Regions from separate parts of the Homo sapiens genome. Here region 2 is linked to region 1. The links are chromatin loops, found by intact Hi-C in ENCODE. Cell type or tissue: chondrocyte. All regions are shown on one strand. Each heading gives the region's core, and the rest is flanking DNA. Links, peaks and the distances in the headings are about the cores only.

Region 1 (14,738 bases), core at 3,899-7,898:
CCTGGGTTCACGCCATTCTCCTGCCTCAGCCTCCTGAGTAGCTGGGACTACAGGCGCCTGCCACCACGCCCGGCTAATTTTTTTGTATTTTTAGTAGAGACAGTGTTTCACTGTTGGTATTTTGTTCTAAATTTTGAGGAAATTAAGATACTTACTTTTATTGGCTAAGGAATGTTGTTCGTTTTTTAAAATTGTATAACCAATTCCTGGTTAATTAAAAACTCTTATTTCTAGGTGACCCAAAATTGGAAGGATTTTACTGTGCAGCCACTGGAATATAGTTTAAAATGGAATTGTCAAACAAAGAACTGAATGGAGGAAACAAGCCAGAGAAATTAGATTGATGCTAAAATATTGCAATAAGGTTTACACAAATACGTGTCTGATTCTGTTTTCCCATTAAAATCCATTCATCCACAGCACCATAAAGGGCTCCTGTATTGACACAGAATACACCAAGACCCTGCAGGACCTCACGGCTCTTCCCGGCTTTCACCCTGAGTGGTGCAGTCTTGGCAATGCGGGTGTCATGGAAGCTCCCTCATGCCACCCACAGGGCCAACTGAAAATGGTAGTTTTTGAGATTCGGCTGAAATTAACTTGGGAGCTTGAAATCAGCTGTGTTGGGAATATTTATACTAAAAAAATTGGCAAACACTGCATATCTGGGAATTTTTCCCCCTGGAGAGCTAGATGTTAAACATTTCCCAGCACACCGCTGCCTTGAATCCCCACCAATTATGTGACTGCTACACAGCAGGTGTTTATTATTTGTTTAATATATCCATGGACAGATGGAAAGATGGATGAATGGATGAATGGATGGTTGGATAGATGGGAAGATGGATGGATGGATGGATGGATGAGTGGATGGATGAGTGGATGGATGGATGAGAAGATGATGGATGGTTGGATAGGAAGATGATGGATGGATGGATGGGAAGATGGATGGGTGGATGGATGGATGGACAGATGGAAAGATGGATGAATGGATGGATGGATGGTTGGATAGATGGGAAGATGGATGGACAGATGGAAAGATGGGTGAATGGATGGATGGATGGTTGGATAGATGGGAAGATGGATGGATGGATGGATGAGTGAATGGATGAATGGGAAGATGACGGATGGATAGATGGACAGATGGATGGATGAATGGGAAGATGGATGGGTAGGTGCATAGATGGACAAATGGAAAGATGGATGGATGGACGGATGGGTGGATGGATGGATGGATAGATAGAAAGATGGATGGGTGGATGGGTGGACGGATGGATGGATAGATGGATGGGTGGATGGATGGCTAGATGGACAGATAGATGGGTGGATGGATGGATGGATGGGAAGATGATGGATGCATGGACAGATGGATGAATGGATAGGAAGATGGATGGATGGATGGATAGATGGGAATATGATGGATGGGTGGAAACATGGATAGATGGATGGATGGGTGGATGGATGGATGGATGGGTGGGTGGGTGGCTGGGTAGATGAATGTATGGGAAGATGGATGGATGGAAACATGGCTGGATGGATGGGAAGATGATGGATGGAAACATGGATGGATGGATGGATGGGTGGATGTGAAGATGGATGGGTGGGTGGATGGATGGATGGGAAGATGATGGATGGATGGGTGGGTGGATGGATGGGTGGATGGATGGATGGATGGAAAGATAGATTGGTGGATGGATGGATGGATAGAAAGATAGATGGATGAAATAAGGATAGAGGGTGGAGCCACATTGTGGGGTGATTCTTCCATACAAGGCAGGAGTACCCCTGAAGGCCCTTGGTAAACAACTAAATTATACATCAGCCTTCCCTTTGTAGAGAGATATTTTATTTTCTTATATAACAAACTCCTAGCTTACTTGCTGGCTTTTAAAGTCTCACTGTACACCCTAGATAAATAAAATCAAGTCGTGCCTAAATTTCATAATTACAAATGAAGAATTGATAATTTGGAAATGGAGTGTTAAAGCTGAAACAATCCTTGGAGATCATCCACTCCTGCGAATTCTTGCCAGGGGTTTGCCGCTGGCCCGGCTGTGGGCAGGTGGCAGGTCCCACAGGCGCAGTTCGTGCCACCTGCGCATGGGGTGGCACACATGAACAGGCACACACGCGGGAATGAACCTGTCAAAGGCCGTCGCCGCGGCTCCAGAGAAACTGGGAGTGGGGGATGGTTTCAGGATGATTCAAGCACATCGAATCACTCTGCAGGCCCGGGGGTCACAGGCTTGGCAGCTGCGGCTCTGCTGTCCCGAGCCACTCATGGTGAGCTGCCTCCCTACGAATTCCAGCCGCTGTCGCGCCCTTGAGTTCTGTGTCCTGTGACCACCTTGCCAGGCCACTTGGTGAACACGCCTTCCTCTCTGTCTTTAAAACACCAGACGATGCAGTTTCAAGGAAAACTAAAATTCCTGTTTGGACAGAAGAAGAAGGCGCCGTCAGGAGCCATGCTCCCGCCGCGGCTGTCGCTGTTCTGCATTGCGGCACCCGTTCTCCTCCCCTCCGCAGCGGAGATGAAAATGAGGAGCGCGCTCCTGAGGGCAAAACCCAGAGCAGACACCGCAGCCACCGCGGATGCAAAGTGAGTAAGACTCGCCCTTCACAGCCACATGGTGCCTGCTGGCGGCCCCCACAAAACACCTCCACACTCAGTGTTTTCTGTGTCTTCTTTCTTCATTTCCAGCCAGTAATAAGTCAGTTTCGTGTCGTAAAAGTCATTACACAACATAGGCAGCAGCGATTAGATGAAACAATGTTTTTCAAACTCGTATTTGCAAACTGGCACCAAACGTTGCCTGTATCGATTCATTCCTAAATCATCCTGTTACAGAACCAGTTTCAGAATAAGTGTCCTGACCCCGTGTCCTCAAGAAAATGCGGAGCTGGCTGTGGCCCCTGCCTTTCTCCATCTCTTGGCTGCCCGCCCTTCACACCGTCTGTCTATGGACAAGTGGAGGTAGTTCCCGGCTGCAGGACATGCCGGAGAGATGCGTCCCTGGTGGGCAGATGGAGGGTGAACGGCACAGCTGCCCCTCCAGCTGGTCCTCGTCCCTGGCCAACCCAGGCCTACCCACAGCTCCCTCAGCCTTTCAGAAGTAGAAAACACCCTGTTGGTCCCCGAGCTTGTTGGTACTAGGGACCAGTTTGGTGGAAGACAATTTTTCCACAGACTGGGAGTGGGGGGATGGTTTCAGGATGATTCAAGCACATTACGTTTACTCACTATGCATTTCATTTCTGTTTTATTACATTGTAATATATAATGAAATAATTATACAACTTGGCATAATGTAGAACCAGTGGTAGCTCTGAGCTTGTTTTCCTGTAACTAGGCGGCCCCATGGCGGGGGTGGGGGTGATGGGAGACAGTGACAGATCATCAGGCATTAGATTCTCATGAGCTCGAACCTAGGGCTCTCCCTCACATGCACAGTTCACAACAGGGTTCACAGTCCTGTGAGAATCATGCCCCAGCTGAGCTGACAGGCAGTGGAGCTCTGGCGGTCACGCGAGCAGTGGGGAGTGGCTGTAAATATAGATGAAGCTTCACTCGCTTGCGCAGGGCCCACCTCCTGCCATGCAGCTTGGCTCCTAGAGGCCATGGACGGGTACCAATCTGTGGCTGGGGGCTGGGGACCCCTGCCCTTGGGGATTCGTGTCTATAGTTTCCTAGAATGTGTTAAGTCTGCCTTGCGTGCTGGGAGAGATGCAAATGCTGTGCCTATAGAAACTGTGTTCCACCTGCTGGGAACACACCAGTGAGGTAGGGCCGGGGCTGCCAGGATGCCAGAGATCCAACTTCCTCTCAGAGAATCGTGCAGGAGTGAGGTAGGGCTGGGCCGCCAGGATGCCAGAGATCCAACTTCCTCTCAGAGAATCTTGCAGGAGTGAGGTAGGGCCGGGGCCGCCAGGATGCCGGAGATCCAACTTCCTCTCAGAGAATCGTGCAGGACCCCTTCCCCGGCCACCTGGGCGAGTTGCCGCTCCTGCCACTTCCTCCTGGGACAGCCTGATGGGGCGGGGCTGAGCGCAGGGCAGAGGGGTGGTCTGGGCCGGCCCTGCCCCTGCCCCCTGGCCCTCAGCCCCCGGGTCCTTGGCTGTCGGTGAGGTGCTCCTGCTCTGTGACTCCGAGACCCACCCGACTTGTCCTCGGCCCCTCGGCGCTGCAGGCCCAGGCCCTGGTAACCAAGTGCAGCTCAGCCTTGCCGCGCGATCCTGCAGCCGCCACTGGGCAGCCCGCTTTGTTCGTGGCCTCCCCACTCTGTGGGTAGCAAATACTGAGTGGGAAAGGAATCTTAGCAGGCGTCGAATTCAGCTCCCCAGCCAGCCCAGTGGGAATCTCTGGCATAGCGCCCAGGAGTGATTGGCTGAGGCTGCACAAACCCCACACGGAAAACATTGCTGGGTTCAGACAGAACCTTGAGAGCAGATTCTTCGTGGTGTGACTCGAATCTCACTGCCTGGGGTTGCCACGGCCCTGTGTTGGCTGAGCGCTCTCTGCTCTGTTTGCCTTGCCCCGGGTTACGGTTTCCAGATATGTCCTGATTCCGATGCTCCTCCTCTGTGCATGGACAGCCCCGGGGATGTTCACAGCAGATGGAGCTGTGCAGACCGGAGCAGACGTCCCCGCCCTGTTCTGGGCGCTGCCTTTACTGCTGTACCTGCTGTGGCAGGCGCGTTGGGGTGATCTTAAGTTGCAGTCACGTGTGTTGCCTTGTGGTCCGACTTTGAATTCTAGCTGCATTCCTTAACTTCCATTAGTATTCAATTTCATTTTTTAGATGCGGTCTTGACTGACCTTGTCAGAGTCCAGGCTCCCGAACTAGTTTGAGATCTGGGACTCAGCAGCACCCGGCACGCTGCCGTCCCTCCTGTTCTTTGGCGCCTTTGACGGGCAGCACATCTTCTGTATTCACACCCGTGCCCTCCGTGGGAGCACCAGGACCCGCCACTGAGCCCCCTCTGGGAGGACCCCGTCACACGCCTGCTGGCTTCCCGATGCAGAGGATACGGCCGAGGGCCCTTTCGCCCCAGGGGACCTGCAAAGGAGGACCTTGGAGGCTCTGGGACGCCCTGCTCAGTGTCCAGGGTTGACTGTGAAGGGCTTCTGTCTGCAGGCCCCAAGGCCACCTTGCCGGCACTCACGGTGGTCTCTGTTGTGGGCGTGAGTTCCATCCTCACCTTTGACCTCTTTCAGATAACCGTTTAGACAGCTCTACAGTCTGACAGCAGCAGCGGTTATTTGAAGGTTTTCATGCTGTGTTGGTTTCCACGTTCGTTACTCATTTCTGCTTATGAGCAGCTTCTGCCTGGGCCCTGCTAGCCCCACCTCACTGCTGCTGTCTGAGGGTGGACAGAGGGCAGCTCCAGGGACGGCCAGGACACGGGTCAGCCTGCTGAGGCCCACACATCTCTGGAAGGTTTTAAATTAAATGTATGTACCTTATTTTAAAGGATGGAAATGTAGAGTGCAAGGGAGGAACATAGAATTCTAAAGGGAAAAGAAGTAAATGCTACATAGGTGCACAGAAAAGGACCTGGGGTCTCTGCAGGGCTCGGGCCCAGGTCTTCCGGCACCTACAGGGACCACGCAAACCCTGGAACACTGTCCTCCGCTTACCGTCACCGTGGAGTTTCCACTGCACATGGCAAGCCCGGTCTTCCCTGGGAGTTCCCAACCCTAGAAGCAGAGGGGACGCAGCCCCCTGGTGTCAGAGCAGGGCAGGGCAGGCCTGGCCCTGTGTGCGCACAGCCCTGTCCCGGCCCTGGGGTGGAGCGTAGGTGTGGGATCACAAGCTCAGGTGTGGGGCCGAAGGTCACAGCGCTCCTCCTGCGGCCTGGACGAGACCCCCTGTGGGGCTGTGAGGGTGGGGTGGAGCCCAAGGCACATAAAGCTGGCACACAACTTCAGCTCAACAAACATGTTATTCAAACTCAGAAGGGGGAAGAAAACTTGCCAAACCAAGAATACTGACTCCCATGAGCCGAAGGCTTTTGGAATTCTCCCCACCCTGCTCTGAGCTGGATTCAGAAGCCGGCTTTCAGGATACACCTTGTGGTCCACCAGTCCTGAGCCGCAGGACTGTGGTCCAGGGCACCACAGTGGTGCAAGATGCAAGGTGCATTCTGCAGAATCAGAGCCCTGAGGCAGTGGCAGCAGCCTCCAGCGGCCCCCAACAGCAGCCCCCATGGCCCCCAGCAGCGGCCCCTAGCAGCCCCCAACAGCCCCCCAGTCTTCCACAGCTTTTCCCACAGGGGTTTTGTGACATGATCTTGATCTGCCTCTTCCTGAAGCCCATTCTGTGAATTCCTCTGCTCGCCATAATTCACTGGGACCCCCATGTCAACACACCCTGTGCTTTGCAGCCATTCATGGACATAGATGGGGCATTGTGAGTCTTGTGTTAGTCATGGGCCTCCTGGAGGTGCCCAGAGGACAGAGAGGAGGGCAGCACCGGAGCTGTGGCTGTGGGGCCAGTCAGATGGGTTTGAACTCAACTCTGGGACCTGCTGGTGGGGCAGCGCTACTTACTGTTTCTCTTTTGAAAAGCAAAAGAAAATAGAATCTACCAGGGTGAGTTGTTGGGATTTAAGATTCAGATCAGTGTGATGCGTGTGTGGGTACACACACATGTCCCGTGTGAGTTGGTCTCCAACTCACCTCAGTGTTCACTTCCTGGAACATAACTACCTGGAGTCATGAGAATGGACCGTATTTTCTTTCTGGCCTTCCAGGAAAAAAATATAAGCTCTAAAAATCATCCTATGATTTTATCCTTCTACTTTCTGAAGCAAATTCATTAGCCCTTCATTGGCCTGAAAAGTGACGTGACAATATTTTCAGTAAACCTGTAACTGAGAAAATAACTTTCCACACTATAAAGAATTAAACAAGAGTGAACTATTGTTTCTGTCTTCACTGCTCAGGTGTGACAGCAATACCTGTCATTATTAATTTCTACCATCAAAACATGTTTCATCCACATGTCATCTTGTTCATCCGTCACATGTCACATGTTCATCTGTGTTCTTCACAGAGTAAAAGCCACCACCAGTCTGTGCGAATCGGAACTGCATGGAAAACCCAATTACTCAGCAGGTACTTAGAACATTTCTTATCTGATCTTTTCCACATGGGTAAAATGTGTTTCTGCCCTTGGAGAGCTTCCCCGCCCAGTGGAGATGTTGGCGTATTCCATGGAAAAGCCATTTTGCAGAGACTTGGTGTCTGTCCTGCTGTGGACAAGTGCCGTTCCTGGGCTCTGGTCTGTGCATTTCTGAGGAGCCGATGGGTCCTGCCTTGCTGAGAACAAGCAACCGTCTTCCAGGAGCTCCTCAGCTCGCACCGTGACGGCTTCCCCCCCCTCTAAACCCCAACAGGAAGGAGCAGCAGAGAGAGCGGCGTTTTGGTGCTCAGGGAACAGACTGACGCTGGCCGATGGGCACAGGTTCCCGCCAGGGCCCCATGCCTGTGCCTCCGGGGTGGCCCTGACCTTGTCCTTGACCCCAAGGGGGGCTCAGGGTAAGTGGTGCCAGGCAGCCTCCCCCAGCCCTGGCAGCTCCCTAAGTCACCGTGGAGGCCAAAGAGCGGGTGGGGGAGTGATTAAGAAGAAAAATAAAAAAGACGACAGCAGCCTTGGCCACCACACGAGCCACAGCTAACCTTACTCTCTGTGGAGCTGTCCACACAGCTTCCCGGACTGGAAGTCACGTGTGTCGCTGGGGACTGACCCCGGGAAGCAGTGGTCCAGGGATGTTGGGAGCGAGGATGCCCCGTGGGCTCTGGGACCCGCCCTCACCTGTCACTCGGACCCTGGGTCACCCGGCTCCAACCTCATCTTGCCTTTGCTCAGAGCCCTCTCTCCCCCCTCTCCCTCCCCAGGGCCTGCCTGCCACCCAGGTGGGCCTCCTCCCCTTTCCTGACCAGCCCAGCTGTGCCCCACAGGCCCCTCCCCACTCTCCAGGTCACCATCTCACAGTCATGCAGTGCCAGTCCCAAGGCACGTGGTGTCCTGTTGGTCAGCAGCAGAGCTTGGCCACAGAAACTGCTGGACATGGTGTTTTCTGCTTTGCAGTTCCCTGGGACCATTTGCACCGCCCTTCCCCACCCCTAACGCTAGTGACTGGTGTGGCTGACACTGGACAGCTGGCATAGGCCTCACAGAGACATCTCCCTGAAGCCTGCACCCTCGCCCCACCCTGGGCCTTCCTCACTCGCCCCAGGCACGCAGTGGGGGTGGGGTGCTGGCACAGCCTCCTGGGCTGCTGGGGGGGTTAGAAGGCACAGCGCAGTGAGGGGTCGGTGTAGCAGCCTTGGCAGATTTAGCATCGTCCTGATTTCGTAGCCTCCCTTAGAGACCCCCACCCAGGGCAGCCAGACCTGGTGTCTTCAGCTGCTGTCAAATGGGCCCCGTCTTTTCTCTGCAGGGACAGGGAGGAGGAGCAGCACAGGATGCTGAGCAGGGCCTCTGGAGTGACAGGGCGGAGGGAGACTCCAGGACCCACAAAGCCCCTGCCCTGGACAGCGGGAAAGCACAGTGAGGATGGTGCCAGGCCGAGGCTGCAGCCCAGCAAGAATGACCCGCCCTCCCTGCGCCCCATGCCCCGCGGCTCCTGCCTGCCCTGCCCGTGTGTCCAGGGCACTTTCAGGAACTCGCCCATCTCTCACCCGCCGAGCCCGTCCCCCAGTGCCTACTCCAGCCGGACCAGCAGACCCATGCGGGATGTCGGTGAGGACCAGGTGCACCCTCCCCTCTGCCACTTTCCCCAGAGGAGCCTGCAGCACCAGCTCCCTCAGCCTGGAGCTCAGCGTTTTGCCACGAGGGGCTATCCCATGGAGGACATGAAGCTGCAAGGTGTACCGATGCCTCCGGGGGACCTGTGTGGTCCGACGCTGCTGCTAGATGTGTCCATCAAGATGGAGAAGGACTCTGGGTGTGAGGGTGCTGCAGACGGCTGTGTGCCCAGCCAGGTGTGGCTGGGGGCCAGTGACAGGAGCCACCCAGCCACCTTCCCTACCAGGATGCACCTGAAAACAGAGCCAGACTCTCGGCAACAGGTGTACATCTCGCACCTGGGGCACGGCGTGCGGGGGGCTCAGCCCCATGGGAGGGCCACTGCTGGGCGCAGCAGGGAGCTGACCCCTTTCCACCCTGCACACTGTGCCTGCCTGGAGCCCACAGACGGCCTTCCCCAGTCGGAGCCTCCCCACCAGCTCTGTGCACGGGGCCGAGGTGAACAGTCCTGCACCTGCAGAGCTGCTGAGGCCGCCCCTGTGGTCAAGCGGGAGCCCTTGGACTCACCCCAGTGGGCTACTCACAGCCAGGGAATGGTGCCCGGGATGTTGCCCAAAAGTGCCTTGGCCACGCTGGTCCCGCCCCAAGCTTCGGGGTGCACATTCCTGCCATAGCGCAGTGACCACCATCCAAGCTCAGATCTGTGTGTCTACGCTCAGATGCGTCGGTGGCTGGGCTGCCCTGCTCCTGGTCAGGCCGGAGCCCGTCCTAAGACACACGCTTTGCAGAGCTGTGCATGCGCAGTCTGCTAGTGTGTGTGTGCAGCATACGCAGGAGCCTATCCTGAATTTTGTAAAATATCCCAACAGTTCTTAAATGAAAACTGGCCTTAAGTCTATTCAAGCATGACAGCATTTCTCTTTGAGGAATTAAAATCTTTAGGAAAGTGATCATGGCTGGACAGCTTCATGCCCCAGAGGCAGCGAGCACCCGTCCCATGGCTGCCAAGTCCACAGTCGGGGATGAAGCAGTCGGGTGATGCTCCCAAGTCCGCAGTCGGGGATGAAGCGGTCGGGTGATGCTCCCAAGTCCGCAGTCGGGGATGAAGCGGTCGGGTGACACACCTAGCTCAGCCCTCCCAGGCCACCTGCAGCTCCCAGCCTGTGCTGTGCAGGCAGGGTCAGCCCATCGCCACAGTGCACTGTAGAGGCCAGCACACGGCAAATTAGAAATACAACACGCGGAGAAAGGGGTCCGTGAGCCCACTCATAGAGGAATCTAGAACGTTCCAGGCAGCAGAGGCTGGCAGCGTGGGTCCCACACTGCCCCACACCGTGCGGCAGGTGCTCCATGGCGCCATGACAGAGTCTGAGGCCAGACCTGGACTGGAATTGACAGCATAACCCCTGTTCCTTCTGGACATCTCCCGAGTTCTCAGTGGGTCTCTGCGGACGGTTCTTCCTAATCTGCCTCTTGGTACATCACGTAATACAGAGTTCACAGACTCCGGGTTTGGAAGTACAGAGAAACACACAACGTAGAGAGAAGACACAGGAAACTGCGCTGCCTGTGGGGGTTTCTCTCTGGCTGGCTGTACAGTTCACTCAAATGAGGGTTCCCATTGCCATCCTAGGAGAATAATTAGGGACAAGACAGACAAGTATTAATAGCATTAAAACAGTTGTAAAGGCGATATTTTCTGAGAGTAGGAAATTTGGATACAAAAGCATAAGTCAGAAAGTGAAGGTCACCAATCCACCAACCCGAGAACCTACAGCTGATGGTGCATTTCAGGCTTCTTCCACGGTCTGGCCTGGAACCCCACCCGGCTGGTGCAGGCATCAGATCAGGGTGTAGAAGTCACCCCAAGCAAGAGGAAGCCAGGCAGTGAGGCCCTGGGGTGTGGCTGCAGCTGGGCCCACCTGTGCGGGGGTGGGAAGGCCCCATCCTCAGGGAGAGGGCATCGGCGCCCTGACGTCAGCTCCACTGGGAGTGGCAGGAGCTGTGGGAGCCCATGGGTGAGGGACCCACCACCCCGCTGCACTGTGCATTGTGCCTCCCGTGTGGACGCCCTCTCTGTTGTTGGCCCGCGGGTGAGGGACCCACCACCCCTAGGGACCCACCACCCCGCCGCACTGTGCATTCTGCCTCCTGTGTGGACGCCCTCTCTGTTGTCAGTGGCTTTGAGGTGTCAGTGCTTACTTAGATGCTGGTTTAATGCTGGACCCATTTGTTAAACGCACCTTCACTTTGTCAAAACCCAGGTTTGGTTGGCAGGACTGGGTCTTCTGCCCAATGCCAGGTGCCTGCGCCTCTCAGTGGCCTGGTTCTTGGACAGTTTGCCCCCATGTGGCAGGGATAGGGATAAGGATCTCCTCTCAGTACTGGAAGAGAACAGCCAACCATCTGAGCCCAGAGTCACAGATCCATCGTGGCCCCCTATGACCCCCAAGCCCTACCGAGGGGGCACTCACTCTCTGCTTAGCCAGGGGGCGTCTTTCAAAAGGTGACCTCCATGCTGTGCTGTCGTGGGTGTGAGACGTGCTCATGGCCTTCCACTGCCATCTCTCCCTTATCTGATGCCTAAAGTCACGATGGGGACAGAGCTACCCAGGGGCCAGCCATGGGGTGACCAGCCACCTGAGGGTCAGTCACCTGTGGAGAGCAGGCACCTGTGAAGACCAGGCACCTGAGGACTGGCGCCTACTTCCCACTTTGGCCCTACACTGGCACAGAGCCCCTCTTTATTCATTTCTCATGCTGAGCATGGCACACTTCTGGCCTCTGGGCATTTATGGATTTAAGACCAGGATGGTATTTCAGAAGCTTCCCACTTCCTTCCTATTCTAACCGAGTGCCCAGCTCCTTTGCTGATCATGGAAAGACCCTTAATAATTAGGCCTGCAGGCCAGGCGCAGTGGCTCATGCCTATAATCCCAGCACTTTAGGAGGTCAAGGTAGGAGGATCGCTTAAGCCCAGGAGTTCAAGACCAGCCTGGGCAACACAGGAAGAATGTGTCTCTACAAAAAATAATTAAAAATCAGATCTGCTGTATCCCTGAAAAAGTCTCAATCAACATGCATGTTCCACTCTTGGAGTTCCCTGTTCTGAGGGCCAGCCACGTCCTGTGTCCTGGAGCTTAGCCCTCAGCAGCTCCCTTCAGCCTGGGCGCCGCCTGGGTCCCAAACGTGGCAGCTGCTCTTCCAGTCTCGGGGCCGAGGAGGGCAGGGAGCTCAGTGACTGAGAGTCTTGTGTATCACATGTCTTGAGTGTCCTGGAGCCAACGGCTGTCACTGGGAAAAACACCAGGCCCCAAAGATCGAATCAGAGACGTGGCTGCGTGTTTGCGATTGTAGCCAGGCCCTTCAGTGTCATCAAAGGAGCACTGGGGCCTCCTTAAGCACAGACGGCAGCCCCTGCCCAGGAGGCTTCTTCACCACGTCCTGCCCTGCAGCCTCCCAGACCTTTAGATGCGCCCCTGCCCAAGGCCCTCCTGGTGACAGGTGCCAGATTGAGTGGTGGGTTGCTGCCAGGCAGGCCACGCTGTGTTGACGCTGCACTCAGCACGTGGGTGTTGGCTCTGCCGGTTTTGTGGTGTGGGGACCCTACAGGAGGCTGCGGCCCTGAGAGCCTGGGATCAGCGAGGTGTCCGACATCCCTTCCTCAACGGCAACAAAAACTCCCCAAGTCAGCACTTTGGTTATTTTATAGCCACAACCCTCTTGGAAAACAGTGGGGAAGACTATGGAACATAGAAAGTGTGGATGTATCACTTCTCTCTAAAATGTCATTGTTAGCACTAATTACAGGTTCATGTTTTTCTGTGTATGTAGCTTTTCCCTATATAGCTGAAAAAGTATTAAAGTCAAATATAAGGTGGGAATGGGATGGAAGGGAGGAGATCAATACAACTTATATTTTTGCAGTTTCTACTGGAAGAAAAAAGTTTTCAATACCTAGACCAACTTGTTGAATTTTTAAAACTTATGCACTATAAATGCAACTTTCTCTACTGCTTTCTCAGTGCCTTTAGGAAGCTTTCAAATTTTTTTGTACTGTGGTTTGTATTAAATTTGCAATATTGATGTAAAATACATGACATGCTAGTACATGTTTAACAAAAATTTAAATGTTTGCGGAAGTCTGCGTGATTTTCCAAAGTCACTTTATTTCCTTTAAAGAGTGTGCTGGTTAATCTACATTCTAAGACAGCCTTTCACCACTAAATATAAGGCAGCAATAAAAATAAAAACTCTAGAGCCGCAAGCCTCGTGAAGGAGGAGAAAATGCCTGCCATCTCCCTGCTCCTGACCAGTGGCATCTAGAGAGGGCCTAGGCCCCCCTCCCCTGTCACTGAGGGTCAGGGCCCCTCCTGGGTGCTCTCAGGACGTCCCAGACCTGACCCGTCCTGTAAGAAGTGAGGAGGGTAGAGCTGAGGGCACTGTGGGTCCGGGGCCATGCGGGGTCCACCCTGCCTGGCACAGGGCCTGCACGACAAGCCCATGGGAAGGGGGAAGGGCCCAGGCAGATTACGGCCAGACCCCTCAATGCCATCGAAAAAAGTGCTGGGGTCTCCTTAAGCACAAACGGCAGTCCAAGGCCCAGGGAGCTGCGCTTTTGTTTCCTTTCAGGCATCTTTAGAGCCTGCGCAGCCCCTGCCAGGCCTCCTTCGCACCCTGCAGCCCATCAGCAAACCCGTCCTGGTCACTCGTGTAAGACTCCCGTGTCCTCCCCCAGGACCAGGCCAGCCCTCCCATCTGTGGCCCCACAACTTGACCCACCCTGCCCCCCATGCCCTCTCCTCTGTGGCCTCAGGCAGATGGAGTTCCCGCATTTTCACTCCTCACCCCCAGTCTGGCTTCTGCTGAGTGTGCCTGTGTGGAGTTGGAACGCATACAATTCTTTTTTCTTTTCTTTTCTTTTTTTTTCCTGAGATGGAGTCTCACTCTGCTGCCTAGGCTGGAGTGCAGTGGTGCAGTCTCGGCTCACTGCAGCCTCCACTTCTCAGGTTTAAGTGATTCTCCCACCTCAGCCTCCAGAGTAGCTGGGACTACAGGCATCCACCACCACGCCCAGCTAATTTTTGTATTTTTAGTAGAGACTGGGTTTCACCTTGTTGGCCTGGCTGGTCTAAAACTCCTGGCCTCACATGATCAGCCTACCTCGGCCTCCCAAAATGCTGGAATTACAGATGTGAGCCACCACGCCCAGCTGGACGCACACAATTTCATCTCACCAGGCGCTGCCCAGCGTCCTCCAGAGGGGCTGCACCCACTTGGCCTCCCTTCTACCAGCCACACCTCCTGGGCTCCCATCCTCACCCCACACTGGCACCTGTGTGGACAGACTTTTTCAGTCTTGGGCTTCTGAAGGGATGAAACGGCAGCTGTTTTATGTGCATTTTGTTTATTCATTCGGCATATTTTTAGTCCTTGTTGAGTATCAGGCCCTGCACCAGTGCTGGGGACGCATTCAGGAGAAAACGATGCAGACATCAGTGCTGTCCCAGAGCTGGCGTCTGAACATGTGTGATGTGCGGTGTGTGCGTGTGCAGGGGGAAGGGGTGCAGGCAGCTGAACGTGACCATGAGAACCCCGTAAACTCTGCGGGGCATGGAGGGGACCGGTGCTTTGCAGGTGCACAGAGCTGGGGCTGGGGGTGGCCCAGGTCTTTGGGGGCAGTTTTATGCAGGACGTATGGACGGCTGGAGCTGAATAGCGAGTGGGGGAGGCTGCATGGCCGCAGTGAGGTCTGGCTGACAATAGAGCAGGGCCTGGGTCATGGCTCATGGTCTGGTCAGGTCAACGGACACCCTAGTCATGGCTCAGAGGCTTCAGCAGGGCCCCGTGGGGAGGGTGTGGGGACAAGGTCTCCCTGAAGGCCGAGGGAAGCAGCTTATTCCCCGGAGCCAGTGGCTCTTGTCCTTTACCCGTTTCTTGCTGCACTTGTTTGCCCTTTTAGATCAATTTGCAGGAGTTCTGTTT
Region 2 (14,738 bases), core at 6,964-10,963, 58 kb before region 1:
ATTGGCACTTCTTGTCTTGGGGCCTCAGCTAAAATTCAGACTGGAAAAGCTCCATATTAACATCCTGTTCTAATGCAAGTAAAAAAAGAGCTGCTATGGTCTTTGCTTCTTGGTATTTAGAGTCTAGTGGGAGAATATTGGCTACTTAATGCAGTCTCTTCCATTTTCAATATGTAACTGAGGCATCCTTCTACTGATAACAGCCAAAACTTCAAGAAAAAATATTTTAAGCCTTTAAAAATACATTTGTGGGCTGGTAGGAAATTAAGGAATAATCAGAGACCAAAAACTAAGTGAAGCTGAGAACCCAGAGATAACTTTATTAAAGGAGAATATTAAACATATACTTCACGCAGAAGGAAGAGAATTCCAGGTGGAAGATTTGAGATGCAAGGGGGAATGAAAAACAAGAAGGTGGTGACTATATGGGTAAATCAAATCAAATCAAACACCTTGTGTAAAATAATAATGGTGATATAAGAATTTTAAAAAGAGAAATAAGTATATAGTCATAATATGATACAAATTTGAAGAGGGTGATGAGTTAAAAAGTTCTAAGATTCTTGTGTTAACTTTGGAGGATGGTTATCTAATTTGTAATAAAATTTTCAGGATAATCATCAACCGTAGAAATGGGGTTGAAATTTCAAACTAATGGAAAGAAAAAAGAATGAGAAAATATAATCAATCAAAAGGAAAAGACTAGAAAGGGAAAGGAAAAAAGAAACACAAAAGAGGTGGAACAAAAGTCCAAATATATCAGTAACTACAATAAACATAAATGGAATAAACATAACAACTAAAAGATAAAGATTATTAAAGTGGATTACTATATGCTGTTTACAGAAAACACATCTACACTCTAAGGGTACAGAAAGGATGAAAGTAAAAGGATGGGAAAGGGTATACTGGGGAAATATAACTGAAGGAAATATGATGAATCTATATTAATGTAAAAAAATTGATTTTGGGGTAAAAAGCATCACTGGAGATAGAGAGAATCACTATGTAATGATTAAACAATTCATTTCATCAAGCAGATAATATAATTTTGAATTTTATTCTTTCCATAACATAATTTCAAAATCTGTAAAGCAAATATTGACAGAACTATAAGGAAGAATATATAAATTCATCATCAGAGAGAAATATTTTAAATACTGTAACTCAGTATTTTATAGAAGAAGTAAATAAAAGCCAGTAAAGGTTATAGAACATTTGAACAATGCAAAGAAAAAAAAAAGGTTAATTTAGTGGACATACATAAAGCAGTATACCCCCAAACTACAGAATTCACGTATTTTCAAAGCCCGCATGGAACTGGTAAATATATGGAAAACTTACTGGCCAATAAAGCAAGTCTCAGTAAATTTCAAAAGATAAAATATTGAAGAATAATGAGGTGGGACCTCAATGCAAATAAACTAGAAATCGATAATAACAAGATAACTTGAAAACCCGTATAGTTGGAAATAAATAAACACACTTGTATATAACGCATAGGTCAAAGAAGAAAAGAAGATGTAATTTAGAAATATTTAAAATGTGTGGGATGTAGCCAAAGAAACACTTAGAAATAAATAATCTTAAGTGTTTATGTATAAAAGAAGGCTAAATATTAATGAGCTAAGCATTTAATTAAGTAGTTCTGATAAAGAACAGTAAAATAAGAGAGTCAAAGAAAATAATAGAAGATATTGATGAAATAGAAAAGAAACATACAACAGAGTTCTTTTAAAATGATAAACTTTACAAAGATCTGGTGAAACTGATCAAGGAGAAAAGAATAAGCAGTATTAGGAATATAAAGAGGAGCTATTATGAACAAATTAATGCCAATAAATTTGAAGTTTGAAAACATAAATGAAAAAATTCCTAGAAAATATAACTTATTAAAACTGACTCAAGAAGAAATAGAAAACCTGAATGTCGTAGGACCATTAAAGAAATTGATTTGTTTAACATCTTCACACAGAGAAAATCTAGGCTCAGATAGCTTCAAAGCAATTTCTACCAAATAGTAAAGAAAAAAATAATTCCATTATATTGAATCCTGGGATGTTGAATTGGAATTGGAGGTATTGGTGTGAGCTCATGGTTTTCAATATATAAAGAGAGACATGAATATGTACGTAAAATGTGTGTACACTCACCTTCCCCCCCCACCCCCTGCCCCACACACACACTGTCCACTGAGAGAGCCTCGGAACAGTGACACCCTAGCAGCAGCAATCACACCTAACATTCAGATGTTGGTTTCTAAATGCTTCCTGCCATTAAAAGGACTAGGGCTTTTGGGGCTCTTTCAAGAGCTGGAGCAGACAAAGTACAAGGTACTTTGTACTTACCTCATGCCAGAAAGCAAGGCAGTGGTCACCAGGGATGAAGACGTGTCACAGGACACAGAAGCCGTCTTGAAGGGGCTCCCGCTGGCCAAGTCTGGGACAATTTCAGCATTAAAATGAATAATGATAGTAATGGGCTATACCCCAGTGAATAAAATATGATTTTATAGGGTCACATTTATATAAATGAATGAATAAGTAAATAAGTTTTTCCTCACAACAGGCTAATTAATGGCTATAAGAAGAGAGATGACTATAGAAAGAAAAGGTGAATTACAAATCAAATTTGGTAACCACTACAGTCATAATTCAGGCAAGAAATATCAATTGGTGCTAAAATTGGTGGTGAAAATGGGATGAGACAGGATTTTTGTAGTCTTGAACAAAATATCTATTAATTATGAAGCCGAAAAGCCCAGCATTCACTGTCCTAAGTGATCGATCTTACCCGCCAATAGTGGAATAAGCCGGCATTGTGCACCCCGCAACAGGATGAGTGGGTGGAGCACAGCATTGCTTTGCTGATACTCGGCTGGAGGTGCATAACTTCGGTCTAATCACGAGGAAACACCAGACAGACCCAAATTGAAGGGCAGTCTGCAAAATAACTCACCTGTAATCTCCAAAAAACCCAGCAGGCCATGAAAGCCAAGGAGTTACTGGAAGGGATGGAGAGGTGGCAGGGACTAAGGCAGTGTGGCGATGGCTGCTGCCGCAGTCCAGCACCACCTTGGCTGAAAGGATGTTATTGGGACACTGGTGAAACTCAGTGGCATCTGTGGACAAGGGGTATCTGGGTGCTTTATATGATTCTTATAGCTTTTCTGTAAGTTTGATATCATCTCAAAGCATAAGCAGGAGGAACAAGGAAAACTAAAATGGAGAAGTTGCAGGGTGTTTATATGAGCTCTAAAGTGAGTCCCTGGGGGGTCGCCGCAGATCCCCAGCTGCTCCCACCCTGGAGGAGCTGGGGGGAAGAGCAAGTGCCCAGGGAGGCAGGGGGAGAACGGGAGTTCGTGGGCACGTGGTGGGCCCTCAGCGTAGCCAGATGTGGGACAGCATCGTGTGCATTTGTATGTTTGTGAGGCAAGTCACGTCTTTTAGGAGCACTTGTCATTTTGGGCAGCTGGGCCTTTTGCAAAGAGAAATATAAGAATAACCAACACCTTCCTCACCGCCCATCATGACCACCCTGCCCCACAGACACGGGTCTGAGCTGCAGTGCGTGGTCAAGGGCACAGAGGAGTGGGCAGCGGTGGCCGTGGGGACCGGATGAGCCAGCCTGGTGGGGCCTGAATATGGCAGCGCCAGGCAGTGATGCCACGTGGGCCTTGCTGGGGGCGGCATCCGAGGCTCAGCACACCTGTAGCTTTTGAAGGCCATGCCCTCCTGCTGGGTCTCTTGTCTTCACCCCTCAGGAGGCCTTCCCCAGCCTCACTTTTAACATCACAGCCTCTGCCCCTCTGCCCTGACACCACCCCCTCTGCTGCTCGTTCTCTCCTAGTGCTTAACTCGTGTGTTGCTGGGTTCTGTCCCCCTCCTTCTCTGTTGTATGCCCAGGACAGGGGTTGGCAGTGGCAGATGCCGAAGATGTGGATGACCACACGGGCGAACGAAGGCCCATGTCGTTCAGGAGGCCCCGAGCATTGGACACCCAGGCCCTGAGACGTACTCAGTTCGGTCTGCATCTGTTGATGGTGAATATTGCAGGACTGATAGCCACTGACCGCCTGTAGTGATGTGTGAGGACAATGAAGGCAATGGTGATTCACAGGCAGGCCAGCCCCATATGGGTGTTAGTTGTAAATTCATGGTTACATAACATAATAAATTTACCTACGAATTCATTATTTATAAACAAATGGAGACTCTGACAGCTGAGCTGGCACTCCTCGTTGATGTGAAAGTTGACAAGCGAGGCAGCATCCATACCTGTGGGTAGAGGGCAGAGGACTCAGTGAGGGCTCGGTGCCCTCTTCCGCAGTAGGAGAGGCCAGTGGGGCTGCTCAGGAAGACTCCCTGGGCGTGCACCGCGCACTGTATCCTGCCTGAGGGTGTGGGCCAGGGCGCTCCCTGGCTGTGGCCGCGTGGGGTTAGTGGCCTGCAGTGTTGACCGCTCACTCATCTGTACACCTGTGCACCGCACGCTGATTCACTGAATATTTGGTTGTTAAACAGCACCAGCACAGTGTTTTGGGTTTTGTTTTACAAAATGTTTCTTGAACCCTTGGCTTGTCCCTGCTGTGCTTTTCTTTGATACGTTGAAATGTAACAAGAATGCCCAAATAGTTTGCTTATACCAGATGTTTCACATCATGAAGAGAATATGGATTTGCAATGTGTGCAAGTATTCTTTTTTTCCCCAAAGAGCTATTTTTGGTTGCATCTTCCACGATAACGTGGGGTTCCAAGGCCAGGGTGTGTTTCCTCTGCAGGACGAGCGTGTGACTCTGGTGACCGCAGAGCCCCCCTGAGGCCCCCGGGTTCTGTGATCTCAGAAAGTGGTTAGAGGCGCATTCTCTTGACCAGAGAAACGCGTGGGCACTGCCAGCTGCAGCCACCCCAGTCTTCGCTGGCTCAGAGGAAGTGCATTTCTTTGCGGTTCATTTTGCACTGTGAGGAAGTGTGAAATCTCTGAAGCTCTCTGGTGCTTTTTGAAAAATCGGGAAATTCTTGCCATAGGAAATTCAGCAACTTGATGCAGTATGTGTCTTGGGGTGCCCCCCGTTTTGTAAATATCGTGTCTGTGAAATGAGTGTGTTTATTTATACTCCTGATGCTTTTTCTAGCTTAGGGGAATTTGGGACTTTGAAGGACATTTTTAAACCCCTCTGCCCCACAAGCTGTAACTAAGGGTTTTGGAAGCACACTCGCCCATCCAGCACCCACTTGCTGGGACCCCCTTCTGACTTGCTGCTTCTCTTTGCCCTCAGTGAGCACCTCGAATGCATTCCCTCACACTCTGTTAATACACCCGCCCATGTGTCAAGAGCAGCACGGCACAGTCATCCGCTTCTCACACTTCCTCACACCCTCCCTCTTCCTGGGCATTCTGTCTTAACCCCCTAACCTGGTACCAGCTGTTTTCTGGGACACCTGAGGGCTCTCCGGGCACAGTCCTGGTCCCCTCCTGCCCACAGCCTGAAGGGGCAGCTTTGTCCCACAGGGTGGACTTGCCTGCTTTGCAAGGCTGAGGCACATGCTCCTTGCAGATGAACAGACCTACAGCTAGGCGAGCATGCAGCACAGCCCGACTCAGGAGCTGAGGCCTCCCGCTGCACGAGCCCGGGCTCCCTCTGTGTCACTTGCTTCGCTCTGAGTCTTTGTCACCTGCCTGAATGCTCCTGATGCCTCCTAGGCCACTGGGGAGAGCTGTGCTTGTCCCACGCTCTGGCACAGAGTGTCTGTCCCGAGTGCTTCCTCTAAACCTTTCCTGTGCAGAAGCTGGGACAAATTCTGTGCATCCTGGTGCAGAACACACCTGTTCAGAAAGTAACTGGGTGGTGAGAAGTTTCCTTTGCAAATACCATTTGTGGCCATCAAGAATCACTAAATGACATTTTCTTCCGGAATGTACATATTACAATTCATCTTCAAAAGGCAAAACGGTTTCTCATCCAGTTCTTGAGAAGGGAAGGAAGGGAGAGTTTGAATGTTCGAAAGCCTTGAGGCTCTGGTCCCCTCATTTGACGTAAAACTTGCAAAGGCATTTGTAGGAATGGTTGGGGTGTGAGAGCAGGGGTCAGAGGTGCCCTCCTGGGAATGTCTTGGCTCTGAGAGCACTGCCCTGCCCTCCCGGGCTCTTGCTGGTGCCCCATCCTCCCGGGCCCTCGCTGGAAGCCCCGTCCTCCCGGGCCCTCGCTGGAAGCCCCGTCCTCCCGGGCCCTCGCTGGTGCCCCGTCCTCCCGGGCCCTCGCTGGAAGCCCCGTCCTCCCGGGCCCTCGCTGGTGCCCCGTCCTCCCGGGCCCTCGCTGGAAGCCCCGTCCTCCCGGGCCCTCGCTGGTGCCCCGACCTCCTGGGCCCTCGCTGGAAGCTCTGCTCATTTACTCCCCGTGTTACGGTTGTGCAGCATTTCCTGGATCCACAGTCAGGTCAGGCAATTCTGGGGCGAGCAGGCGTCGGGGAAGGGTTGGATGGGCGTCCCAGGCTTCTCAGAGCATCCCATCCAACTCCTGGACGGGAGAGGTGTCGTAAGGGTCCCTCAGGAGGGAGCTTGAGCTGGAAGCAGGGGTGAGTGAAATCAGGTTCAAGGGAAATTTTCACCAAGGTCATCCGCCACCCCCAGGACCCTGAGAGTCTCACAGTGGGTGCAGCCCCAGGCAGGTGGTGGTCCATAGGGGACAGCCCCCAGGAAGATGCAGGTGACAGGGGTGGGGTGGACAGCCCATGGGAAGGTGTGGGTGATGGGGGGACAGTCCATGGGAAGGCACAGGTGATGGGGTTGGGGACAGGTCTCGGGAAGGCACAGGTGACAGTGTGGGGTGGAGGGGGGCAGCCCATGGGAAGGTGCAGGTGTTGGTGGGGGGAGGGGGGCACGTTCCCATCATGCTTGTCCGACCTCCCTGGGTGGCTGGAGGAGGAAGTGATCCAGAGGAGGCCTGCCTTGGAGGCACCCAGAGCACAGAGGCTGGGCCTGGTGTGGAGCTCTCGGCCGACCTCGGGCCGGGCTTTACAGGGCATGTCAGTTAGGGCTCTGCAGAAAAACAGAACCGACCGGAGACAGATATGGGGAGGCTTATTATGAGCAGGTGTCTCAGACAGCTGCAAGCTGGAGACCCAGGAGAGCCGAGGTGTAGTTCAGTCCAAGCCCAGAGGCCTGAGGGCCAGGGGCGCTGGGGTAAATTCCCGCCTGTGGCCGGAGAATGGGAGATGAGCTGATCTGGCTCAAGCCATGAGTCAGGAAAAAGGGGTGACTCCTCCTGTCTAGTTCTCTCCAGCCCCCCATGGACTGCCCAGCCACACTGGGGAAGACCACTGGCTTCACCGAGCCCACGGATTCAAATGGGACCGCCATCTGGAAACACCTCCCAACACAGCAGGCACGATGTTTAATCGCAGCACCCAGTGCTGCAGGTGGTTGATGTGTGACATCGGTCAGCACACTAGGCCTGTGTCCTCATTAGTTCGAGGGCCGGCTGTGACTGCCAACAGTAGCTTCCCATCTGAGTCAGGATTTCAGCCCAGCCCTGCTCTAGGCTTTCTGAGTGAGTCTCTGGGGCTCTGAAGTGATGAGCTTGCAGGTGACAGGAATCCTGCGTCCCATTCCCTGGGCAGGTGCAGCAGGGGCTGGCAGGCTGCCTCATGCACGGGTAAGCCCCTGTGTGTCCCATAGTAGGACTGAGCATCTGGGCCCACCTGTCCTAGACCCACCTGTCCTGGGCCCACCTGTCCTGGGCTGACCAGTCCTGGACTCACAAGGTGGCTCTGACTGTCCTTCCAGGCCTGTGGAACCGACTCCCGTGGTCGCTGTTGAAGCCCTCTATGGTGAAATGCTCCCAGGAGCTGCAGACTGCCAGACAGCTTTACTTAGGATGATTCCCTAGAGGGAGTCCTAAACCGAGTCAGCTTGGGGGCCGCCTGCTCCTCTCTCCCTTACGCCCCTGTCTGTGGAGTTCTGTCCCTTCCAACGAGGATGCTTAGGGTCGATGTGCCTGTTAAGGGCTGAGTGAAAACGATGGAGAAGAAAGGGATCCTGGGCCTTCCTCTCATCTGGCTGCTTGCACCACTCAGGCCCCGCCGAGGGCTCTGCAGAGAGGCAGGCAGTCCTGCCAATAGGGACCTTCATGAAGCACCCACATTCCTTACCACCTTCTCCCCTCACAGGAAGGAAGCAGCAGGGTTTCTGCTGGTTGAGCTCCTCCTCCAGGCTTCCTGGATAGGAAGCAGTGGTGCTGCTCAGCACACAGCCCCTCAGTGCCTTCCCTCCTCCCCCAGGGCTGGGGTGGGCTGGCGGGGCCACCCCTGCTGATCCATCCCTTGGCTTCTGGGCCCAGCTCCCCTGACTGCACAGAGGGGACTGTGGAGCTGTGGGCTGGGGCCTCATGGAGGCATGTCCTCCTTCCCAGCCAAGGTGCTGGGATCCTGACTGTCACCTGCCCCAAATCCAGCCTGGGCCCTGTGCACCCTGGGATGGGTCACAGGAGGCCTGAGAACCAGGTCCAGGCTGCGGTTTGGGTGAAGGACAAAGGGACGTCCTCTTCTGCTCGCTTTGCCTGTTCTGCTTCTTCTGTTTCTTCATCTCGCCTTCTTTTCAGCTCCCCCTGGGCCCAGCTCCCTGTCCAGCACTGAAGACCTGAAATGGACCTTACTCAGCCCTGCACAGAGCAGGAAACTTCAGCCGCAGTCGCTGCACAGGGCTGGGGTGCGTGATCTCCAGTGGCAGGGGTGCGTGATCTCCAATGGCAGGGCTGACCTCCCACCCTCCGTCTGCACCGCCTCCCCCGCCCCTACCAGGGAATTGGCTTCAGGGGACTGGGAGCAATGTGGCTTCGTTTCTGGGCATCACGGCATCACCCAGACGCACAGCTGGACCTGCCTTCTGGCTCCTCCTCCACCAGGGACTGTGGGTCAGACCGAGTCACAGGCCCAGGTGCTCGTGGTGGGGGCCAGATGGGGTGGCCTTGGGTTCCCGGTGACACCTTGCTCTGAGTCTCCTCTGTGTGAAGAAACAGAGGGCCCTTAGCAGGACCCCATGGGAAGCCTGAGCCCCCAAGGGAGCCACTCTGCTCCAGCCCTTGCTGTGGGCACAGGGTCGCCCGAGGCCTTGGTGCTGACTTCACATTCTCGCTGTTCCAAATGAGCCCCTTCTTGGTTGCAGTGAACTCTGCAGCCGTGGGCGGACGGCTGGTAATGGCCCTGAGACTCTCCAAGGTGGCTGAGGTTCTGCGCGGTTGGCAGAGTGCTGGCAGGACACAGGGGTTGCCCAGGCTACAGATCCGGGTTCAGGCCCAGCCGTGGGGACTGTTCACCTCTGAGAGGGCAGCCCTGCCCCGCGGCCCTGGCCCTGCCCTGCACCCGGCTGGGTCTCATCTGACACGCAGCCTTCCAGCCTCTCATTGCCCGAGGGGTGGGCCCTGGGAGTGGTCCTGGCAGGGCCCCTCTCTGCAGACCCTGCGGGACCAGCAGGCCGGGCGGTGGCTGGGAGGCAGGGGACAGGTTGGCCTCTGCGGTCTTGGAGGCACAGAGCTCCTCCCGCCCTGGGCCTGTGGCCCCCTCCTGCTGGCCCAGCTGTGCCTTGTAAGGGCCACGGTGATGGCCCACCTTTCTCACCAATGCCCAGGAAGGACACCGCGCTCCCAGCTCCCTTCCTCCCCATCCACTCACCATGGGCAACTGCGGTGGCTGGGCGGAGGGGGGGTCTCTCTCCACATCACAGAGGAGGAGACTGGGGCTGGAGAGGTGGGGGATGGGGGCTCCCTCCCGGGGCGGACCCTCAGGTGGGACCCCCAGGCTCAGGGAGGGCGGGGGGACCTGGGGAGGCCGTGGCCGGGTCCGCCCGCCCCGTGTGCACCCGGAGCGCCCGCGCGGACCCCGAGCCCCATTCCCCGCCACGCGCCTGGCGCTCCCCGCGCTCCTGGGGCTCCTGGCGCCCTGCCCGGGCGGGCGGGGGCGGGAGCGCTGCTCGCACGCGAGGCCTGGCTGGCCCCATCGCGTGACGGCGCCGGCGGCTGCGGGGGAAGTAGGGGGGAAGTGGGCGGGCGCCCGCGGGGGGCACGCGATGCCGGGAGGGGCGCGCCCCTGCCGCCGCACCTACGCGCTTCTCGGGGAAAAGGCCGGGGCTGCCGGGTCCGCGGGGCGCATTGCGGGTGGGACGGGGTCGGCTCCGCTGCGGGAGCGACCCCTGCAATGGGGCTTGGCTGCACCGGCCGCCTGGGTGGTCGGTCTGTGTGCGGGTGACCCAGGCGTGTGCCCCCACCCGCGCTGCCCCAGCCCGCGGACCTCGGCGGGGAGCGCCCAGGGCCAGCACGGGGGTCTCACGGGGCGACCCCAGCAGCGTCTGTGTGGGGCCGCTCCTGCCCGGGTCTCTCCTCGGGCTCGGGGTCAGCTGCTGGGACACCCGGGGCGCCTCTTGCCCTGGCTTCTCCTGGGTCTGCACTTGGGAGAAAGATCTTGATTTTCACTGTTAAAAACCTTCAGCTTTCTGAACACGCGTATTGTGTGAACTGTGGCGTCTCTGGCTGAGCCTGGAGGGCAGGAGGCTAGGATGCTGGGGTTTCCAGGTGGGAAGAGGCCGCCCTTGCCCAAGGGATGCCCCCACCTCGGTGGACTGTTCATGCTTCCTCGGAATAGTCCTGCTTTGTGGCAGAAGAAATGGGGCAGTTTTTGTTACATTTAGTGCAGTGAACAAACATCCAGTTTTTACCAGCTATGGGAGTTGAGGGAGAAATGAGGGCTCAGAGACCAGGGAGGGAGGGGAACAGAGAGGCCGAGTCCCAAGGCCACCCGGTGCCACCGTCTCCGGGCTTCTGGCTGCCTCACCTCCTCACTCGGGCCCTCGCCCCCCACGGACACCTTAGCTCGTCAGCATCCCTGCAGCTGGTACCTCAGATTCTGAATCAATGGCTCCCAGTATGGCCTTTCTGGTGGAGGGTGGGGTGCTAGCCCAGTCCAGCAGCCGGTTCCGGGGTCCTGGCCTGATGGGGAGCAGGTTAACCCAGCGTCCGGACCCCACCTGTGCTCACCACGGCCTGGGGACACCACAGACGCTGGTCCTGTGGGTCTGGGGGCTGCCGGCCCAGGGACTGTGGGGTGAGGAGAGCTCAGAGCAAAGTGTGAACCACTTTGACTAGCAGGTGGATGCCTTCCTGGAAGTCCAGGAGGATTCCTGGGAGCAGGAGCCAGTGACCCACAATGAGGTTCAGGCCACACACATTTCAGAGCACTCTCAGGTGACAGACACAGTGCCCCTGGGGCTGGAGACTGGGAGTCCAGCCCACCCTGAGTGAGACATTATGCTTTTATTCAAGTGGTTATTCTAGTTCTTAAAATATCCAGCAGCCTCACATCATTTTGGGACTGTGATGGGCTACAAATAGACACGTGCGCTTTTCGATGAGGCGGTGCCCCTCAAACTTGATTTTCTGTCTGGGTCGGGCTCTTGCTGAGCAGTGGGGTGGAGGCAGCCAGGAGTCTAAGCTCGGCCCAGTGGGGAGTGAGGGTGGTGGGGGGCTGCTTTGGAAAGGGCTGTGTCTCCCTAACCCGCGGAAGTGGGCAGATCCGGTGAAGCATGGCCGCCTGGGCTGTGCCACGCCGGGACCCCGGCACAGGCTGCCCACCGTGAAGGACGGTGTGCTGGCCTTAAGGTGCCATGCGTGATGACAGTTTTTATGCCATCTCAAGGTCAGAACTGGTGGCAAGGTAGCATCTGCCTGAGCGGACACCACCTGTGACTTCAGCTGAGGATCCGGGAGACGCGGGAGCAGCAGATGCCCCCCCGGCCTTGCTGGGGTGCGCTTTGGTCCACGCACTGGGGCCAGCTGCTTGCTGGGACACCCTTGCCCCTCAGTCCTCTCAGAAGCTGGGGAGGGGTGTCCCTCCCATGTCTCCAGTGCCCATGAGGACACTGAGTGGGCAGTGAGCACCTGTGCTGGGTCCGGAACTCAGCCCTTGGTCAGTCTGGAAGGTGAACGTGTCATCTGTCCCCTTCTGCACCCAAAAATGGAGAATGCACCATCCTCAGGAGTGGGAGTGTCCTTGGGGGCTGTGCGCAGTCACTGGGAAGGGGGTAGCACTGGCGACTGTCCTGGACCTGCCTTTTCCTGCCCTGCGGTGTTCTGTGCGGCCCCTGGGGGCGTGGGGCCTGGCCTGCTTCTCACTAGGGAGGGGGCTGCGTGGGTTCCAGGAGGGAGAGGCGATGCGGGTGTGCAGGGCACAGAAGACCCAGGTGGACGCAGGGGACCTTGGCCCAGCCCTCAAAGGGGTGCAGCCCAACAGTGCCGTGGGTCTCAGGGGAGGGGCCGTAGGGACCTCCTGGGTGGCTTCAGGGGGATCTGGCAGGAAGCCAGACTTTGTCCCAAGACTGGGTGGGGGCCCTGGGGGGTTGGGCAGGAGGGGACAGAGAGCAGTTTCTGCAGAGCAGAGCGGGTGTGGGGGCGTCCTCAGGCCAGGCTCTGCCTCCATGTCCTGGTGTCCCCCTGCCTCTCCTGGCTGATCTGAGGCCTGTGTCTCAGCTCCTCCTGCCCCACCTTGGACTCTCAGGGCTGTGGAATGCTGCGTGGCCTGCAGAGGGGTCAGTGCAGCCCAGGCCAGATGTCAGGTGAGAACCGTGGGGTGAACGCGGGGAAACACAGGAAAGATGTGAATGAAGAAGAGTGGCCAGGCCAAGGGTTGGGGGTGCCTAATGTGTCTTTTCTTCTCTGACAGTCGTGCAGGAGCAGAGCTCACGGCAGCCTGCGGCCGGCGCCCCCTCGCCCGGAGACAGCTGTCCTCTTGCAGGGTCTGCCGTGCTGGAGGGAAGGCTGCTGTTGGAGGTGAGTGCCACCCTTGGTACCTCGAACACTTGACACTTGGTTCTCCGTGTCACGCGTGTTCAGGCTCAGTCATACTCCGTGTCACGCATGTTCAGGCCCTCACCCAGGAGGCCCTTAGGTTGTGAGGTTTATAACTGTCAGGAAGCGTAGGCTCCAAAATCTGTTGAAGAAGGGTGTCCCTGGGTCGGGGTCAGCCTTGGGTGTGAGCCTCGTAGGCTGGGACAGAGAAGGCAGCCCGAGAGCTCTCGGCCTTGTGTGCTACATCAGGAAATCATCCTCATTCTGCACCGTCTGCTTTTGCTTGTCGGTGAGAGAACCTTGTACAAAATTAAGCCTTTTTTCCCCCAAAATGAAGGATTTGGCAAAGTCTACACTGGGCTTCCCTGGTGTGGTTTCAATCTTGGGGTGGCCTGTGTGACACCCTGGAAGCTGTGGGCCTGGGCAGGAAGCTCTGTGGTGAGGGGGCTTTTCACCCCATCTCCCCCATCCCTGCGACTCTGAAGTGCTGAGTTGTCCTGTGCTGTAACGCGGGGCCTGTTACCCCTCTGGGAGAGGAGACTGTGGACCATTTTCCTAAACAAGATAAGATGGTGGCATGGAGCCTCCGGGGTGAATCCATTCGCCATTTTGAAGATGAAGGGGGTTGCTGCCTCCACCAGTGGCTGGAGAGACATGGGCCCTGGGTGGTCCCAGGATGGGGTTGAGTGGGCTTGCAGGGAGGAGGCGGGGACAACATGACATTTCCTGGGTAACAGGGTGGGCTCCAGCCGGAACTCAGGACCCCTGGGTGGGGCAGGAGGGCACCAGCCAACCCGCTCCAGATGAGAGGGTACTGGGGCCCTGGTGGCAGGCTGCCCCACAGCCAGCAGCCACTAGTCTCCCATGGAGCTGTGCACCCCCAGTGCCTGGGAGGGGCTGCTCAACCCCCTGCCCCAGATCCTCCTGTGTGTCTCCAGGTCAGTTCACAACCCCCAGCTCGCTCTACTCTGTCCCCGCTAGTGAATGGGTCCCAGCTCCTGGGGCCTGGGAAGCCTGGAGCCTGCGGGAGGGAGGCCTGGGCCTGGTTCCCTGCTGCTGGACTTCCCACCCTGCTCCCAGCAGCGTGGGATATTTTGGAGCTACCTTCAGGGGGACTCTCCAAGAAGACTTTGGAAGAGGCATGGAGGCTGGGGGTCAGGGTCCGCCCGTCTGCTCCTGACACTGTGGCCCTCCTGCTGCCTGGCCTGACTCCCCTACCTGGCCAGAGTGCTGGTCACACCCACTCTGTTCTGGGGGAGGTTGAGCAGTTCCCGAAGTCTCAGTCCACTGCATCTGGTTCATGTCCTCTGGCCCACGGAAATTTCTGGAAGTTTGCTTAGATTGCATCTGGTAGGTTGTATGGTGAGGGTTCCTCACTGATTGCCAGGGCAGTGAAAGGGGTTATATGCTCTTTTTGAAGCTTAAAAATATTCCAACAGGGCAAAATAAGCAAAGCAAGCAACAACAGCAGCAAATCCCAGCTTTTATTTCTAATCTTCAATCTCTTCACAATAAACTGAAAAAAAGGGGAGGTTTATGGCAGGGCACCCTAAATCCATAAACCGCCTTGAGCCGGCACAGGCTTCAGAGTGCTGTGGCCATGGTCTGTTGATTTAAGGTGAGGAAGTAAGGCTTGGAGCCACCAGGTGCCCTTTGGGGCTGAGCTGGACCCAGCGCTTCTGTTTATTTATTTATTTAAGATGCTCCACACGTTCAGAGAGGCTTTAGTAATGATCTAGAAATGACCCCTGAGAGTGTAGTCTGGACCTGGTGTTTCTTTGTCCTGAGTTCACTGGCTTGTCCTCCAAGCCTCCGGCCTTCCCCAGGGAAGCCAAGACAGATGGGCCACAGCCCGTGGCTTCCCCTGGTGCACATCTTGGTGCAGGTGCTAAGAGTGGGAGGATGG

What was found. Hi-C counts contacts between places; a loop is a spot of excess contacts. Peaks named below come from ENCODE experiments on the same cell type or tissue, not always from the same donor. Only the 100,000 strongest peaks of a DNase experiment are listed, where the experiment ranks them.
Region 2: it touches region 1 in a loop (3-fold over the local background); 4 of 110 quality-filtered maps call a loop at or near these places.

What each region holds. Positions count from the first base shown.
Region 1 is chr5:425,408-440,145 of GRCh38, forward strand. It overlaps AHRR (aryl hydrocarbon receptor repressor), which reads left to right. Exons shown (of 11, transcript NM_001377236.1): 8 at 2,400-2,599; 9 at 7,056-7,117; 10 at 7,399-7,540; 11 at 8,446-12,878. The coding sequence ends at 9,427. PDCD6-AHRR (PDCD6-AHRR readthrough (NMD candidate)) reads left to right here. Exons shown (of 13, transcript NR_165163.2): 10 at 2,400-2,599; 11 at 7,056-7,117; 12 at 7,399-7,540; 13 at 8,446-12,878. Among named protein-coding and RNA genes, the nearest start is that of EXOC3-AS1, 10 kb to the right of the region's middle. RefSeq lists enhancers at 5,451-5,730, 5,871-5,990. In chondrocyte, for the core only: CTCF peaks have their summits at 5,729 (motif pointing left) and 5,938; DNase peaks (open chromatin) are centred at 4,184, 4,644, 5,014, 5,744 and 3 weaker places.
Region 2 is chr5:363,903-378,640 of GRCh38, forward strand. It overlaps AHRR (aryl hydrocarbon receptor repressor), which reads left to right. Exons shown (of 11, transcript NM_001377236.1): 4 at 12,708-12,814. It overlaps PDCD6-AHRR (PDCD6-AHRR readthrough (NMD candidate)), which reads left to right. Exons shown (of 13, transcript NR_165163.2): 6 at 12,708-12,814. Among named protein-coding and RNA genes, the nearest start is that of AHRR, 50 kb to the left of the region's middle. RefSeq lists enhancers at 4,626-4,735, 5,386-5,495, 6,942-7,081, 7,962-8,021, 8,809-9,439 and silencers at 9,452-9,531, 9,812-10,271, 10,322-10,461. In chondrocyte, for the core only: no CTCF peak of the experiment used is centred there; DNase peaks (open chromatin) are centred at 8,709, 9,329, 9,659, 10,929 and 4 weaker places.